Linked DNA regions of Homo sapiens: region 2 is linked to region 1. The links are chromatin loops, found by intact Hi-C in ENCODE. Cell type or tissue: HepG2. All regions are shown on one strand. Region 1 overlaps INO80D (INO80 complex subunit D). Region 2 overlaps INO80D (INO80 complex subunit D).

What was found. Hi-C counts contacts between places; a loop is a spot of excess contacts. Peaks named below come from ENCODE experiments on the same cell type or tissue, not always from the same donor. Only the 100,000 strongest peaks of a DNase experiment are listed, where the experiment ranks them.
Region 2: it touches region 1 in a loop (2.1-fold over the local background); 6 of 110 quality-filtered maps call a loop at or near these places.

Annotation. Positions count from the first base shown.
Region 1 is chr2:206,075,113-206,083,112 of GRCh38, forward strand. The region is part of intron 1 of INO80D (INO80 complex subunit D); the gene reads right to left. Among named protein-coding and RNA genes, the nearest start is that of INO80D-AS1, 5.5 kb to the right of the region's middle. RefSeq lists an enhancer at 6,873-7,662. In HepG2, no CTCF peak of the experiment used is centred here; a DNase peak (open chromatin) is centred at 4,789.
Region 2 is chr2:206,010,867-206,018,866 of GRCh38, forward strand. It overlaps INO80D (INO80 complex subunit D), which reads right to left. Exons shown (of 11, transcript NM_017759.5): 8 at 6,814-6,947. Among named protein-coding and RNA genes, the nearest start is that of INO80D-AS1, 70 kb to the right of the region's middle. In HepG2, no CTCF peak of the experiment used is centred here; no DNase peak of the experiment used is centred here.

The sequences.
Region 1 (8,000 bases):
TGTTTCTTACTTCTTACAAATACAGAGGAATAAGACATTAGCAAGGAGAAAAGTAAGGAAGATACACTTTTAACAAAAGCAGCCAGCAGCCCTTTCAGTCTTCCAATGATAACCACAAAACAATTTGACAAAAATATGAACATTATTCTCTTTGGGACTACCACTTGATCACCTCCATGTGGAATCTCTATGTCACTGCTGTTCTTTTGATTCTCCTGTTTCAGAAACATGTTCATTTCACTGCCACACCATTTTTCTCTAATTGCCATCTGTAATTTTATATCCTACCACTTTTAAAGAGCCTAGATCTACAACATACCTTATAATTTTTTTTTTTTTTTAAAGACAGAATCTCATTCTGTTGCCCAGGCTGGAGTGCAGTGGCACGATGTTGGCTCACTGCAACCTCTGCTGCCCATTTTCAAGTGATTCTCCTGCCTCAGCTTCCCAAGTGGCTGGATTTACAGGCAAGCACCACCATGCCCCGCTAATTTTTGTATTTTTAGTAGACACGAGGGTTTCACCATGTTGGCCAGGCTGGTCTCAAACTCCTGACATCAAGTGATCCGCCCACCTCGGCCTCCCAAAGTGCTGGGATTACAGGAATGAGCCACCGTGCCCAGTTCATACCTTATAATTTTTTTAAAACTAGCGTGAGATGCCAGGTGCAGTGGCTCATGCCTGTAATCTCAGCACTTTGGGAGGCTGAGGCAGGCGGATCACTTGAGGTCAGGAGTTCGAGACCAGCCCGGCCAATATGGTGAAACCCAGTCTCTACAAAATACAAATATTAGCTGGGCTTGGTGGTGCACACCTGTAATCCCAGGTACTCTGGAGGCTGAGACAGGAAAACTGCTTGTACCCGGGAGGTGGAGGTTGCAGTAAGCCAAGATAGCACCACTGCACTCCAGCCTGGGCAATAGAGTGAGACTCCCTCTCAAAAAAAAAAAAAAAAACCTAGTGTGAGGCTGGGCACAGTGGCTCATACCGTAATACCAGAAGGTTGGGAGGCCACGGCAGAAGGATTACTTGAGCCCAGGAGTTCAACACCAGGCTGGGCAATGTAATGAAACCCTCGACAAAAAATAAAATAAATAAAACTAACATGAGCCTACTAAATTATCAGAATGTTTGTTTTCCAATATACTTAATGCAAATGAAAAGAATATTTACTTATCCCAGAAAGAGTGGATACTGTTAAAATCATATTTAGAGTATCATAAAGTCTTAAAAACGTTTTTCCATGTTATGTACTTTTTAAATGAGTTTTAATTCAACTTGATGAAGCATAAGAATGTAATAAGACACTAAACAGATGACTATATTGATTTTAAGAACCAAACATCTATATTACCTATGTAAAAAATAGTAAAATCAGACTGAGGAATGATGAAAATCTATCAACTGATGTGACTGGAAGAGAAAGAAGCAGTGAGAAAACTGCTTATCACTCGAAAATATAAACAACATTCATTATAATCAAGTTTGAACCAGAATATTTTAAAATAATGCTTATTGAATGTCTAGTATGTGCCATATACTGTACTCAGACAGCACTGTACAAGTAAGTTTGCATTAGGAATTTCAATGAACTTTACACTAGTTCCTTCCCTGCTATATTAGAAAGGTAAGGATAGTTTATGCAGCAGAAAGATCACTCACTGGCTCTGGTAGGTATCAGAGAGGGGGATCAAATCTGGTTTTGCTAATTACTAAGTATAAGACCTTGGGCAAGTTATTTAGGCTTCAGTCTTCTCATCTGTAAAGGGAAGATTGTAATTGTATGTATCTCATTGAGTTGCCTAGGATAATTAAATTAGGTATTTCATGAACTGTAACCCCAGCATATAGTAATCACTTAATATTAACTACCATTAGAAGCCGGGCGCGGTGGCTCACGCCTGTAATCCCAGCACTTTGGGAGGCCAAGGCGGGTGGATCACGAGGTCAGGAGATCGAGACCATCCTGGCTAACATGGTGAAACCCCATCTCTACTAAAAATACAAAAAAAAAATTAGCTGGGCATGGTGGTGGGCGCCTGTAGTCCCAGCTACTCAGGAGGCTGAGGGAGGAGAATGGTGTGAACCCGGGAGTCGGGCGCCTGCAGTCCCAGCTACTCGGGAGGCTGAGGCAGGAAAATGGTGTGAACCCGAAAGGCGGAGCTTGCAGTGAGCCAAGATCGCGCCACTGCACTCCAGCCTGGGCGACACAGCGAGACTCTGTCTCAAAAAAAAAAAAACAAACTACCATTAGAAGCAGTAAGTAGTGGTTTATTTGTATTATCATTTTGATCTAGAATCTGTAGGACTAAAATACATTCTCCAGCTGTTAGTGGTTTTCTGAATAGTTTCCTATAATCATTAAAAATCTAATATCCAAAATATTTCCTACATTCTATAGAGCACTTAAATACTAATGTTCTTGTGATGGAAAACACTAGCAGAATGAGCACTGTTTGACTGATCTGGGTACAGTATTTATTAGTTCCAGTTAATAATCCTTCACAACAAATGCTTTCTAAGTTCCGATCCATGTCACAGTCATTCTCTGTTGTTACAGAAACCCTGCATTACAGGACAAGAGGAAAGAAGAAAAACTAAGTTGTAGCTCTACTCCTCAAAGTTCTTTTGTGCTAAAAATCTGAAACTAATGGCCTCTTTGTTACTGAATTCCACATACACTTTTCCGCCTTCAGCTAACTGGACCTCTCTGCAGCATCTGACACTGCTGACCACTTTCTCTTTCTTGAAAATCTCTCCTTTCTGACCAGTCAGTGAGTTCTTTTCTCTTGACCCCCTTGCTTCCATGCCAATATACTCCAAGGTTCGTTTAATCTTACTTTACAGGGGTGCAAGATGAAATGCCTACATGGGCTGGAAGAGTAGGCCAGGGGCATTCTTTGGCATACTTTGCTCAAATCATTTCCAGCAAGTTGTTGCAATGTTTACAAAAAAAAAAAAAAAAAAAAAAAAAAAGGTTGACCCAGAACTTCCAGCTCTTCCATGTTATTAAAAGAAGATAGGGCCAAGCACAGTGGCTCAGGCCTGTAATCCCAGCACTTTGGGAGACCGAGGCAGGTGCATCACCTGAGGTCAGGAGTTCAAGACCAGCCTGGCCAACATGGCGAAACCCTGTCTCTACTAAAAATACAAAAATTAGCCGGCGTGGTGGCACGCGCCTGTAGTCCCAGCTACTCAGGAGGCTGAGGCAGAAGAATCGCTTGAACCGGGGTGGTGGAGATTGCAGTGAGCTGAGATCGTGCCACTGCACTCCAGCCTGGCAACACAGCGAGACTCCATCTCAAAAAAATAAATAAAAGAAGATAAAAATCCAAATTTCCCCACAAAATACCTTAATTGTTTTCATGTCAGCAGCTCCTTTAAACTTTTGAACATATGAAGGCCGGGGGTGGTGACTCACACCTGTAATTCCAACACTATGGCAGGCTGAGGCAGAAGGATCACTTGAGCCCCTTTGTTTGAGCCCAGCCTGGGGCAACATAGTAAGACCCTGTCTCCATTTAAACAAAAACAACAAAAAAAGAAAAAGACAGCCAGGCGCGGTGGCTCACGCCTGTAATCCCAGCACTTTGGGAGGCCAAGGCAGGTGGATCACGAGATCAGGAGTTCAAGACTAGCCTGGCCAAGATGGTGAAACCCCGTCTCTACTAAAAACACAAAAATTACTGGGTGTGGTGGTGGGCGCCTGTAATCCCAGCTACTCGGGAGGCTGGGGCAGAGAATTGCTTGAACCTGGGAGGCAGAGATTGCAGTGAGCCAATCGCACCACTGCACTCTAGGCTGGGCAACAGAGTGAGACTTTGTCTCAAAAAAGAAAAGAAAAAGACATGTAACCCTAAGTTATTTTATAAATCTGTTTCCTCATGTATGAAAAGGTACTGAAGAAAAATCAGAAACCATCACAAAAAGTGTGGGTCAAACAAAACATTTCTATAGGCTTTATCTTTTTTTTTTTCTGAGTTAAGTTCTCCCTTTGCCACCCAGGCTGAAGTGCAGTGGTGTGATCAAGATTCACTGCAACCTTGACCTCCTGAGTTCAAGCGATCCTCTCACCTCAGCCTCCTGAGTAGCTGGGACTACAAAAATGCACTACCACACCTGGCTAATTTTTGTATTTTTTGTAGAGACAGGGTTTCACCACTTTGCCCAGGCTGGTCTCAAACTCCTGAGCTCAAGTGATCCGCCCACCTTGGCCTCCCAGAGTGCTGGGACTACAGTTGTGAGCCATGGTACCAAGCCTACCCCAGGTTTCAAACCAAATGTATACAACTGCATATGTGGATTTTTCTGGAGAAGTGTCCAAGACTAAGAACCACTGACTAGCCCAAATTTGTCTACTTCTACCATTTCAGCAGCCGTCTGTGAGGATGAGTCCCACATTTACATCCAGTCCACCTATGAGATCGCCTTACCTCCTTAACATGCCTCTGCCACTGCTACCTCCTCTCAATTGCCATTGCCACCACCTTAGTTCAAACCCTCTTCAAATCTCTTGTCAGGAGCTGCCTCACTGGTCTAATTACAGTCTTGTCCTCCTTTTTCCTACTCTGTATAACTCAAATCCTCTAAATCTCAAGTAATTTATGTGGCCAAAGACTTTCAGGGTCTGCTTGTCACGTAAAAGAAATCCAAACTCCTTCCCCTAACACAGAAACTCCTTAGGACCTGGCCAGACTGACCTTTCCCTCTCACTATTTATTCCCCTCCTCCTCCAACTCCTGGGAGGTAACAGAACCACAATTTGCAACACAGGATACTCTTTTGTCCCTAAACTTTGATTCCTACTTACAGGTCACACCTTATGGAATGCCGAACTCCTCCCATTCGCTTAGGACAGAAACTTCCCCTGCAAAGCCCTCACTTTAAAACCTAGCCTGCCCTTTAGGCCAGAATAGAAGAATATTCCTCCAGGCTAAGCTATTACTTAACATTCACATTGGCATTGTAAATGTCAGCTTATTTTTCTTCTCCAATAGACTAAAAACTCCTCAAGGGCAGAGAACGTGTCTCTATTGCAAAGCTCAGAGCTACAACAGAGAAGCTAATCTGTTAAATGAATGAACCAGCAGCTGCTCCTACCAATCAAGTCAGGTAAACATGCCCAGGACTCTAAAGTGAGCCTATCAATTCTACAAACTGCTCAGTGCCTTCAAAACCATGCAACACTACCGTCCACGGGGACTCACAAAAACACTTCAAAACCTGAAAGAGCGGAACGAGGAGTAAAGCAAACCCACCCTGTGCTCCTTTGCCCTCGGTGTACTTACTATACCTTTATATTGGCCAATTCCAAATTCAAACAGCAGAGACTATGCTAACATGAAGCTGCTGAAATGGAATATACTGCACAATTTTTTACTGGCAAAAATATATTTATTTGCCCCATTAAAGTAATTATAATATTCTCTCTGTACTCAAATACTTATTAGTATTATTAATATATACTGAGGCAAGAACTCATTAAAAATTCACATCAAGAATATTAAAAATCTGGCCGGGCGCGGTGGCTCACGCCTGTTATCCCAGCACTTTGGGAGGCCAAGGCGGGCGGATCACGAGGTCAGGAGACCGAGACCATCCTGGCTAACACGGTGAAACCCCGTCTCTACTAAAAATAGAAAAAATTAGCCGGGTGTGCGGGCGCCTGTAGTCCCAGCTACTTGGGAGGCTGAGGCAGGAGAATGGCGTGAACCCGGGAGGTGAAGCTTGCAGTGAGCTGAGATCGTGCCACTGCACTCCAGCCTGGGCGACAGAGTGAGACTCAGTCTCAAAAAAAAAAAAAAAAAAAAAAAAAGAATATTAAAAATCTTTAGAAAAAAATAGAAAAGTTATGCACCAGAAAAAGTTATGCACCAAGAAAATATAAAGGTTATGCTTCAGGAACCATTCTAAAGGCTTTATGTTCAATTCCTCATTTAGTCTTCACAGCAACCCTATGAAGTAGGTACTATTATTACCCCCTTTTACAGACGAAGAAAACTGAGACTTAATCAGATTAAGTAATTGTCATTATCCAAGGTCACACAGTCAGGATGCAAGGCCTATTTGCTCCAGAGCCCAAGCTTTTAACCAATACAAAACGACACAACTACCATTACATGGACAATCCTACCCTTACGTTTTTCCTCTTTGTTTCTGCTGTATGCATACACATAAAGAGAAAAAGCACACGAAAGTGTTAAACAGTGGTTATCCTTTGAGTGGGAAAAACAGGTCTACTCTCCAAATATAGCATAAGCCTACTATAGTATGTATAGTACAGTATTACTTTCAGTTATTTAAAAAAGGAAACAAGAGAAATAGTATTTAGATGTTACTACTAGAAAAGTAAGGTGGAGGCCAGGCCTGGTGGCTCACACCTATAATCCCAGCACTTGGAAAGACTGAGGCAGGCGGATCCCTTGCATCCAGGAGTTTGAGACCAGCCTGGGCAACATGGGGAAACCCTGTCTCTACAAAAAATACAAAAATTAGCCAGGCATGGTGGCAAGCACCTGTAGTCCTGGCTGACTACAGGCACACCTGAGGTGGGAGGATCACTGGAGCCCAGGAGGTTGAGGCTGCAGTGAGCTGTAATCATGCCACTGTACTCCAGGCTCGACAACAGAGTGAGACCCTGTCTCAAAAAAAAAAAAAAAGAAAGAAAGAAAGAAAGAAAGAAAAGTAAAGTGGGCTAGTGGAATTAACATTTAATTAATACTATTATGGGCCAAACACATGGCTATCTCATCTAACCCTTATATCAAAGAATTTTATTCCCATTTTAAGTTAAAGAAACCAAAGACTAAATAACTTGCCCAGCGGAAGGACTGGGATCAGAACTCAAAGCCCAGTCTAAAGGTGTCACTGCAGGAAGTCATGCTACAAATAAAATTTCACCAAAAACTCATCTTTTATTTTTTTTGAGATAGAGTTTTGCTCTGGTTGCCCAGGCTGGAATGCAATGGTGCAATCCTGGCTCACTGCAACCTCCGCCTCCCAGGTTCAAGTGATTCTCCTGCCTCAGCCTCCAGAGTAGCTGGGATTACAGGCATACACCACCACGCCTGGCTAATTTTGTATTTTTAGTAGCGACGGGGTTTCTCCATGTTGGTCAGGCTGGTCTCGAACTCCGGACCTCAGGTGATCCGCCCGCCTCAGCCTCCCAAAGTGCTGGGATTACAGGCGTGAGCCACCACGCCCGGCCTAAAAACTCATCTTAAAAACAAATCACATTCTGTGAAAGGATGAGAACCAAGTAGTCTGTCACCTTACGTGCAAGGAGGGAAAAGAGGGAGGCTTAAGGTTTTAAATTGAGTATTTCCTCAGTATCTCAAACTAGCCAGGAGCATTGTCAAAAATCAGCCTTTACAGTCAGGACTTCTGGGACAAACTCTTGCTTGAAGAAGTGAGGAGACTCTATTGCTGTTTGTTTTGCCTAGCACAGAGCTGCATGTGTAAGTTAAACTGACTTAGCACTGGGGACAATTTGCTGCCTCCAACCCAGTCTCACCTATTCAACCATTGTTTTACCAGTTACCAGGTGTGGGGGAGGGGGAAAGAAAAGTGTCTGAGAATATTGCTCTAACTGTATTCAAATATAAATGACTTTTCATTAGCCATAACCATTGTACCAAACCTGGATAGTGAGAGCTGCTAACCCTCAGAGAACATCTCAGGTATGAATAAATAGTTTAGCATTTTTTTGAAATGTCATTAATTTTGGGTGCTCTCAGAAATGTTTAATTCCTTCTAAACTAAAATTTTTATTTCTCTAAAAATAGTAGCAACATGATTTGCTGAGAAAAAGTTGGAATGGGATATACAAATTTCCTCCTAAAAATCTTCCAGAGGAAAGAAAACTTGATTATTTCAGACTTGTAATTATACTAACCATTTACTTTTTAAACTAACACTTAATAATAAAAAAGCATATTCCCTTAGTAGTTTAAAGTTAATTCAGTATTTGCCCTGAAAATCTTTTATTAATTTCAAATGGA
Region 2 (8,000 bases), 64 kb before region 1:
CAGGAGTTCGAGACCAGCCTGGCCAACATGGCGAAACTCCATCTCTAATAAAAATACAAAAATTAGCCAGGCCTGGTGACACGTGCATGTAATCCTAGCTACTTGGGAGGCTGAGGCAACGGAATTGCTTGAACCCGGGAGGCAGAGGTTGCAGTGAGCTGAGATTATGCCATTGCACTTCAGCCTGGGCAACAAAAGCGAAACTCAGTCTCAAAAAAAAAAAAAAAAAAGGCTACTTCTCAGACTCTGTAGTTCTTTTTGTCTCAACACTTGAGGTCTACTTGTATTATGTCCACTATTTAACTCAACAAATGGTGAATGCGCAAGGGCCAGTACCCGAACATTGTGCTCAGCATCCATTCCAGGCTTTCCCTCCAGCACCAGTGCTGATCTCAGGAGGAAGTTAGGGGGCTCTCACCCAAGAGAAAATAAGTCCTATCTGTAAGGCTCCCAATGATCACCTGGGTCAGATTCCTGCCTGATTCTCCTAAGCTTGTGTGCAGTGGCCTTGTGGCACTCTTGGTACTATGCCAGATACTTCACACAGAACAGCCTGTGACTGATACCTGCCTTGCTCGCCTCCAGAGAGCTAGAGCCCCCACCCCCTGAGGCTTTCCTAATGCCAGCTGTTCTTTTACCTAGCTTCAGTGCACAGTGAAATACTATTCACTCCCAACTTTTGTCTGATTCTACCTCTATGTCAAGGCAATGCACTCACCATCTGTCATAGGATCTTACAAAGGTGGAATCCCATGTTCTGCCTGACAGCCGGGACTTCCTGCAGCTGGAGTCTCTTACCAATGGCTGTCACATCCTAGTTCTGAATCTTAACCCCTTCCATTGGTATGCCTAACCATTAATGTATTCAACAATTACTTACTGAGCATCTCTGTTCTAAGTGCTAGGGATACAGTAGTAACAAAAAAATGGTCCTGCCCTTGTGAGGTTTACATTCTAGTAGGAGAATACAGAAAATAAACAAACTAATGAATAACTGTTAGGCAGACAAATGTTAGGAAGAAAAATGAGGTAGAGTATGAGGATAAAACCTGACAGGGTAACAGGCAGGTGGAAGACTTGTGTGATGAGACAACACATGGTAACAAACCTGAATGAAAGGAAGGAGTGAGCAATGCGGAAACTTGGGAAAAGGCCAAGTGTGGTGGCTCATGCCTATAATCCCAACACTTTGGGAGGCAGTGGCAGGAGGATGTGATGGGAAGCCATTAGCAGGTTTTGATTTTATGGAGCTAATATGATCAGATGTATAGTCTAAAGGGCCTGCTCTAAAGGCTACTTACTACAGAATTCCCTTTCTATGACATTCTGGAAAATACAGAAGTATAGGGGCAGAAAATAGATCAGTGGGGATGGAGTAAAGGGATGACCACAAAGGGAGTAGTGTAAGAGAATCTGGGGAGCAGTTCTGTATCTTGATTTAGGTGGTGGTTATACAACTGTATGCGTCTACAAAACTCCTGAGAGTGTACACTCAAAAGTGAATTCAATTCAAAGAAAGTAGAACATAGACACACCCAGCCTACTCTGGCTGCTATGTAAACAACATACCCCCTATGGCAGGGGGATATGGCAAGAAGGGAGATCAATTAGGAGACTATTACAATAATCCAGGCAAAGATAATGGTAGCCTCAACTAGAATGGTAGCAGTGAAATTTATAAAATGTGTTTGGATTCAGAATATAATATGAAAATAGAGGCTTGGCACAGTGGCTCAGGCCTGTAAGATCCCAGCACTTTGGGAGGCCAAGGTGGGCAGATTACTTGAGGTCAGGAGCTCAAGACCAACCTGGCCAACATGGTAAAACCCCATGTCTACCAAAAAATACAAAAATTAACTGGGCACGGTGGCACACGCCTGCAGTCCCAGCTACTTGGGAGGCTACTGTGGGAGAATTCCTTGAACCTGAGAGACAGAGGTTGCAGTGAGCCGAGATTGCACCACTGCACTCAAACCTGGGTGACAAAGAGAGACTTGTCTCAAAAAAAAAAAAAAAAAAAACCAGAGCCTAGATTTGCACATACTTTTCATCTCCCAGTGTCAGTCTCTCATAGGAGCACTGATGGGGTACAAGTGCTTCTTATAGTCTCTTATGTAATTTTTAACCTAAAACAAAAATAGCTCAAACTACTGCCAGATTCTAACTGTCTTCAGAGAGAAAACCATTTTCAAAAATTTGTATTTTAAATACTTGAAAAAAATTTGATTAGTATAATTTTGATTGTTATATAAAATATATATTATTTTATGACTAATTTACATTATACTAATTCAGTCTTAGGTTTGCCTCATTGAATTTGCCTAAGTAGGAAAGTTTAACTAGCTGAAAAGAATAAAACTGCATTCAATTTCTCTAAAAGCATTCACATAATAATGGTTATAGGAGGCCAGGCGCGGTGGCTTACGCCTGTAATCCCAGCACTTTGGGAGGCCAAGGTGGGCGGATCATGAGGTCAGGAGATCGAGATCTTCCTGGCTAACATGGTGAAACCTCATCTCTACTAAAAATACAAAAATTAGCCAGGCGTGGTGGCAGGCACCTGTAGTCCCAGTTACTTGGGAGGCTGAGACAGAAGAATGGCGTGAACCCGGGAGGTGGAGCTTGCAGTGAGCCGAGATCTCACCACTGCACTCCAGCCTGGGTGATAAAGCAAGACTCCATCTCAAAAAAAAAAAAAAAATTGTTATAGGAACCAAAAATTCATTCATAATAAGTTCCTAAAGCAGACACTGAAGTACAGTTTTTTCTACTTAACAGTATCTTCCTCAGTATCTTAGAAGTATGCCGGAATGGTGGAACTTTAAAATGAAAATATGCAGCTGGGATCATTTATTTCGTGATTTGAAAGCTACAGGGCCCACATTACCATGGGTCTGTGAAATCATCAATGAAGGTCCACAAAAGTGGTTCAAAAAGCATATAGAAATTATTCCTTAGCTATGACAAAGCCTGAGTAAGCTTAAAAAAAAAAAAAAAAAAAGCCTATATTCGCTGGGCATGGTGGCTCATGCCTGTAATCCCAGCACTTTGGGAGACCAAGCCGGGTGGATCACCTGAGGTCAGGAGTTCAAGACCAGCCTGGCCAACATGGAAAAACGCTTTCTCTACTAAAAAAAACAAAAATTAGGCAGCATGGTGGCATGCGCCTGTAATCCAGCTACTCGGGAGGTTGAGGTGCAAGAATCACTTGAACCCAGGAGGCGGAGGTTGCAGTGAGCCAAGATTGCACCACTGCACTCCAGCCTGGGTGACAGAGTAAAACTCCATCTCAAAAAAAAAAAAAAAAACAACCTATATTTTAAATGTTTTTATATTAAAGTGGGAAAATAATTATTCAACATTTGTAATATGTAATTGTAATATGTAGTTTAGTATACAAATTTTTCAAAACATATTGTCTGTAAAAGAAACCTAAAAAATAAAACAAGTTCTTGGTGAAGAAGCCAGTTGATCTGGTTTGGTTCTGTGTCCCCACCCAAATTTCATCTTGTAGCTCCCATAATTCCCACGTGTTGTGGGAGGGAGACAGTGGGAGATGACTGAACTATGGGGGCAGGTCTTTCCCCTGTTGTTCTCGTAATAGTGAATGGGTCTCACAGATCTGATGGCTTTAAAAATGGGAGTTGCCCTGCACGAGCTCTTTTTGCCTGCCACCATCCATGTGAGATGTGACTTGTCCCTCCTTGCCTTCTGCCGTGATTGTGAGGCCTCCCCAGCCACGTGGAACTGTGAATCCAATTAAACCTCTTTTTTTTTTTAAATTGCCCAGTCTCAGGTATGTCTTTATCAGCAGCACAAAAACAGACTAATATAGCAAATTGGTACCAGTAGAGTGGGGTGCTGCTGAAAAGATACCCAAAAATGTGGAACCAACTTTGGAGCTGGGTAACAGGCAGAGGCTGGAACAGTTTGGAGGGCTCAGAAGAAGACAGAAAAATGTGGGAAAGTTTGGAACTCACTGGACACTTGTTGAATGGCTTTGACAAAAATGCTGATAGTGATATGGACAATGAAATCCAGGCTGAGGTGGTCTCAGAAGGAGATGAGGAACTTGTTGAGAACTGGAGCAAAGGTGACTCTTGTTATGTTTTAGCAAAGAGACTGGCAACATTTTGCCCCTGCCCTAAAGACTTATGGAACTTTGAACTTGAGAGAGATGATCTAGGGTATCTGGCAGAAGAAATTTCTAAGCAGCAAAGCATTCAAGAGGTGACTTGGGTGCTATTAGAAGCATTCAGTTTTAAAAGGGAAATATAGAATAAAAGTTTGGAAAATTTGCAGCCTGACAATGCAGTAGAAAAGAAAATCCCACTTTCTGAGCAGAAATTCAATCCAGCTGCAGAAATTTGCATAATTAACAAGGAGCTGAATGTTAATCCCCAAGACAATGGGGAAAATGTCTCCAGGGCACGTCAGATGTCTTCTCGGCAGCCCCTCCCATCATAGGCCTGGAGGCCTAGGAGGAAAAGATGGTTTCATGGGCCAAACCCAGGGCTCCCGTGCTCTGTGCAGCCTAAGGACTTGGTACCCTGCATTCCAACCACTCCAGCCATGGCTAAAAGGGAGCAAGGTAGAGCTCAGGCTGTTGTTTCAGAGGGTGGAAGCCCCAAGCCTTGGCAGCTTCTACATAGTGTTCAGCCTGCAAGTGCACAGAAGTCAAGAATTGAGGCTTGGGAACCTCCGCCTAGAATACAGAAGATGTATAGAAACAGTCTGTCTGGGCATGGTGGCTCACGCCTGTAATCTCAGCACTATGGGAGGCTGAGGCGGGCAGATCACCTGAGGTCAGGAGTTTGAGACCACCCTGGCCAACATGGTGAAACCCTGTCTCTGCTAAAAATACACACAAATTAGCCAAGCGTGGTGGCACACGCCTGTAATCCCAGCTACTTGGGAGGCTGAGGCACAAGAATTGCTTAAACCTTGAAAGCAGAGGTTGCAGTGAGCCAAGATCAAACCACTGCACTGCAGCCTGGGTGACAGAGTGAGACTCTGTCTCCAAAAAAAAAAAATGTATAGAAATGCCTGGATGCCCAGGCAGAAGTTTGCTGTAGGAGTGGGGCCCTCCAGGGGAACCTCTGCTAGAATAGTGCAGAAGGAAAATGTGGGTGGGAGCCTCCACACAGAGTCCCTACTGGGACACCACCTAGTGGAGCTGTGAGAAGAGGGCCACCATCCTCCAGACCCCAGAATGGTAGATCTACTGACAGCTTGCACCATGCACCTGGAAAAGCAGCAGATACTCAATGCCAGCCCATGAAAACAGCCAGGAGAGGGGCTATACCCTGCAAAGTCACAGGGGCAGACCTGCCCAAGATTATGGGAACCTATGTTTTGCATGAGCTTGACCTGGATGTGAGACATGAAGTCAAAGGAGATGATTTTGGAGCTTTTCGATTTGATTGTCCACTGGATTTCAGACTTGCATGGAGCCTGTAGCCCCTTTGTTTTGGCCAATTTCTCCCATTTGGAACAGCTGTATTTACCCAATGGCTGTACCCCCATTGTATCTAGGAAGTAACTAACTTGCTTTTGATTTTACAGGCTCATAGGCAGAAGAGACTTGCCTTGTCTCAGATGAGACTTTGGACTGTGGACTTTTGAGTTAATGCTGAAACTTTTGAGTTAATGCTGAAATGAGCTGAGACTTTGGAGGACTGTTGGGAAGGCATGATTACAATGTGAAGGTATTACAATGTGAAGATATGCTATTTGGGATGTGCCAGGGCAGAATGATACGGTTTGACTCTGTGTCCCCACCCAAATCTCATCTTGTAGCTCCCATAATTCCCACGTGTTGTGGGAGGGACCTGGTGGGAGACGACTGAATTATGGGGCAGGTCTTTCCTGTTGTCTTTCCTGTTGTTCTTGTAATAGTGAATGGGTCTCATGTGATCTGATGGTTTTATAAATGGGAGTCGCCCTACACAAACTCTATTTTTGCCTGCCTCCATCCATGTAAGATATGACTTACTCCTCCTTGCCTTCCACCATGATTTTGAGGCCTCCCCAGCCACATAGAACTGTGAGTCCAATTAAACCTCTTTCTTTTGTAAACTGCCCAGTCTCAGGTATGTCTTTCCCAGAGGCATGAAAACGGACTAATACACCAGTGAATCACACACATTGAGACTGAGGTCCAAAAAGGCTGAATCCTTAGCCCCTAGTTATATACCAAGCTGGTGGCAAAGCCAGGATCACAGGTTCCAACTATTAAGTCCTGGTCTAATACCCATTCCCTCACCCTGAGAATCCCTGAAAACTATAACATGTTTATAGAGGGCAGGAAGTATCTCACTTTCTAGTACATAAGGTACCTAGGAAAGTATCTTGCAGTAACTGCTTGATGGATGAAAACAATAAAAATGAACTTCCTTTAAATGATTATATAATTTAGATATTCCTCAAATTCAAATCTGTCTCTCCTCCAAATTATTCTGAATTAATTAGGATTTATGATAACTAGCATTAACTAAAGCAATAATTACATTCAATAGATTTCTAGAAAGGCTGGGCCTTCGATTGAAGTTTCATCAACTATTCATGACATTTGTAGAATTGTATATAAGAAAGCAAAAACTTAGAGACATAGGAACAAAGAGAGTATTTAGAAATTCTGCTATGTATAAGATACATATCTTAAGGTAATAAAATGTATCTTAAGGGAATAAAAATCCTCTCTCAAAACTTGTTTCAGTGATTTATATACATACATAGTTTGTGCTAAGTTATAAAATACTTCCTACAGTGGATAGCTACAAAAAGTTTGAAAGCCTCTGTTGCAGAACTTACCATTTTTTTGGCATGTTCTTCACACAGAGGTGTCTGATGTGTAATGTCAAAAACTGGCACAGAGCACTGCTGTCCATCTGCAAACTTGGCTGTGCAACTTGAGAAGAGCTGCTGAGAGTGGTTCAAGAGGATATCTGGGTTTTTTTAAGTTAGGAGTAAAATACACTGAAACTCTAATTTTTCAATTTCTATATAAAATTTGCTTGTTCCCTTACATTTCATAAGTACAAGCTTTATTATCCATAATATAAATATTACCCATATCAGTACTAGCTCAACTACTGATATGGGAAAATAATAGAATTTATCAGATGACAACTCTGAAGGACTCTATTTTGCTAATGAGACCCTGGCACCAGTCTCCTTAATGACCATTCTGAACCAAATTGTGTTATTTGGAAAAGCAGGGCCATTTCCTTCTTAACATGTGAACTCCACTTAAAGTTCCACTTCATGTTTTTTTTGTTTTGTTTTTTGTTTTGAGATGAAGTCACTCTGTTGCCCAGGCTGGAGTGCAATGGCACGATCTCAGCTCACTGCCACCTCGGCCTCCCGGGTTCAAGCAAGTGATTCTCCTGTCTCAGCCTCCCGAGTAACTGGGATTACAGGCATCTGTCACCACATCCAGATAATTTATTGTATTTTTAGTAGAGACAGGGTTTCACCATATTGGCCAGGCTGGTCTCGAACTCCTGACCTCAAGTGATCTAGCCGCCTCAGCCTCCCAAAGCGTTGAGATTATAGGCATAAGCCACTGCACCTGGCCAATGGTTTTCTTTTTTTAAACAGCTCTTAAAAGGAAAATTTTCTGCCTATGATACTTACCAAGAATAAAAATTTAAAGATATAGTTATTAGAAACTCATCTTTCCAAATTTGAATATTTTGCTTCACACTTCCAGCAACAAACTCAAACTCACAACCCATGAAAAATTACTTTTAAATCAAAACTTCACTATTGGCCAGGCACAGTGGCTCACACCTATACTCCCAGCACTGTGGGAGGCTAAGGTGGGTTGATTTATTGAGCCTCAGAAGTTCAGGATCAGCCTGGGCAACAAAAAAGTACAAAAATTAGTCAGGCATGGTGGTGCATGCCTGTAGTCCCAGGTACTCAGGAGGCTGTGATGCAAAGATCACCTGAGCCCAGGGAGGTCGAGGCTGCAGTGAGCTGTGATCGTGCCACTG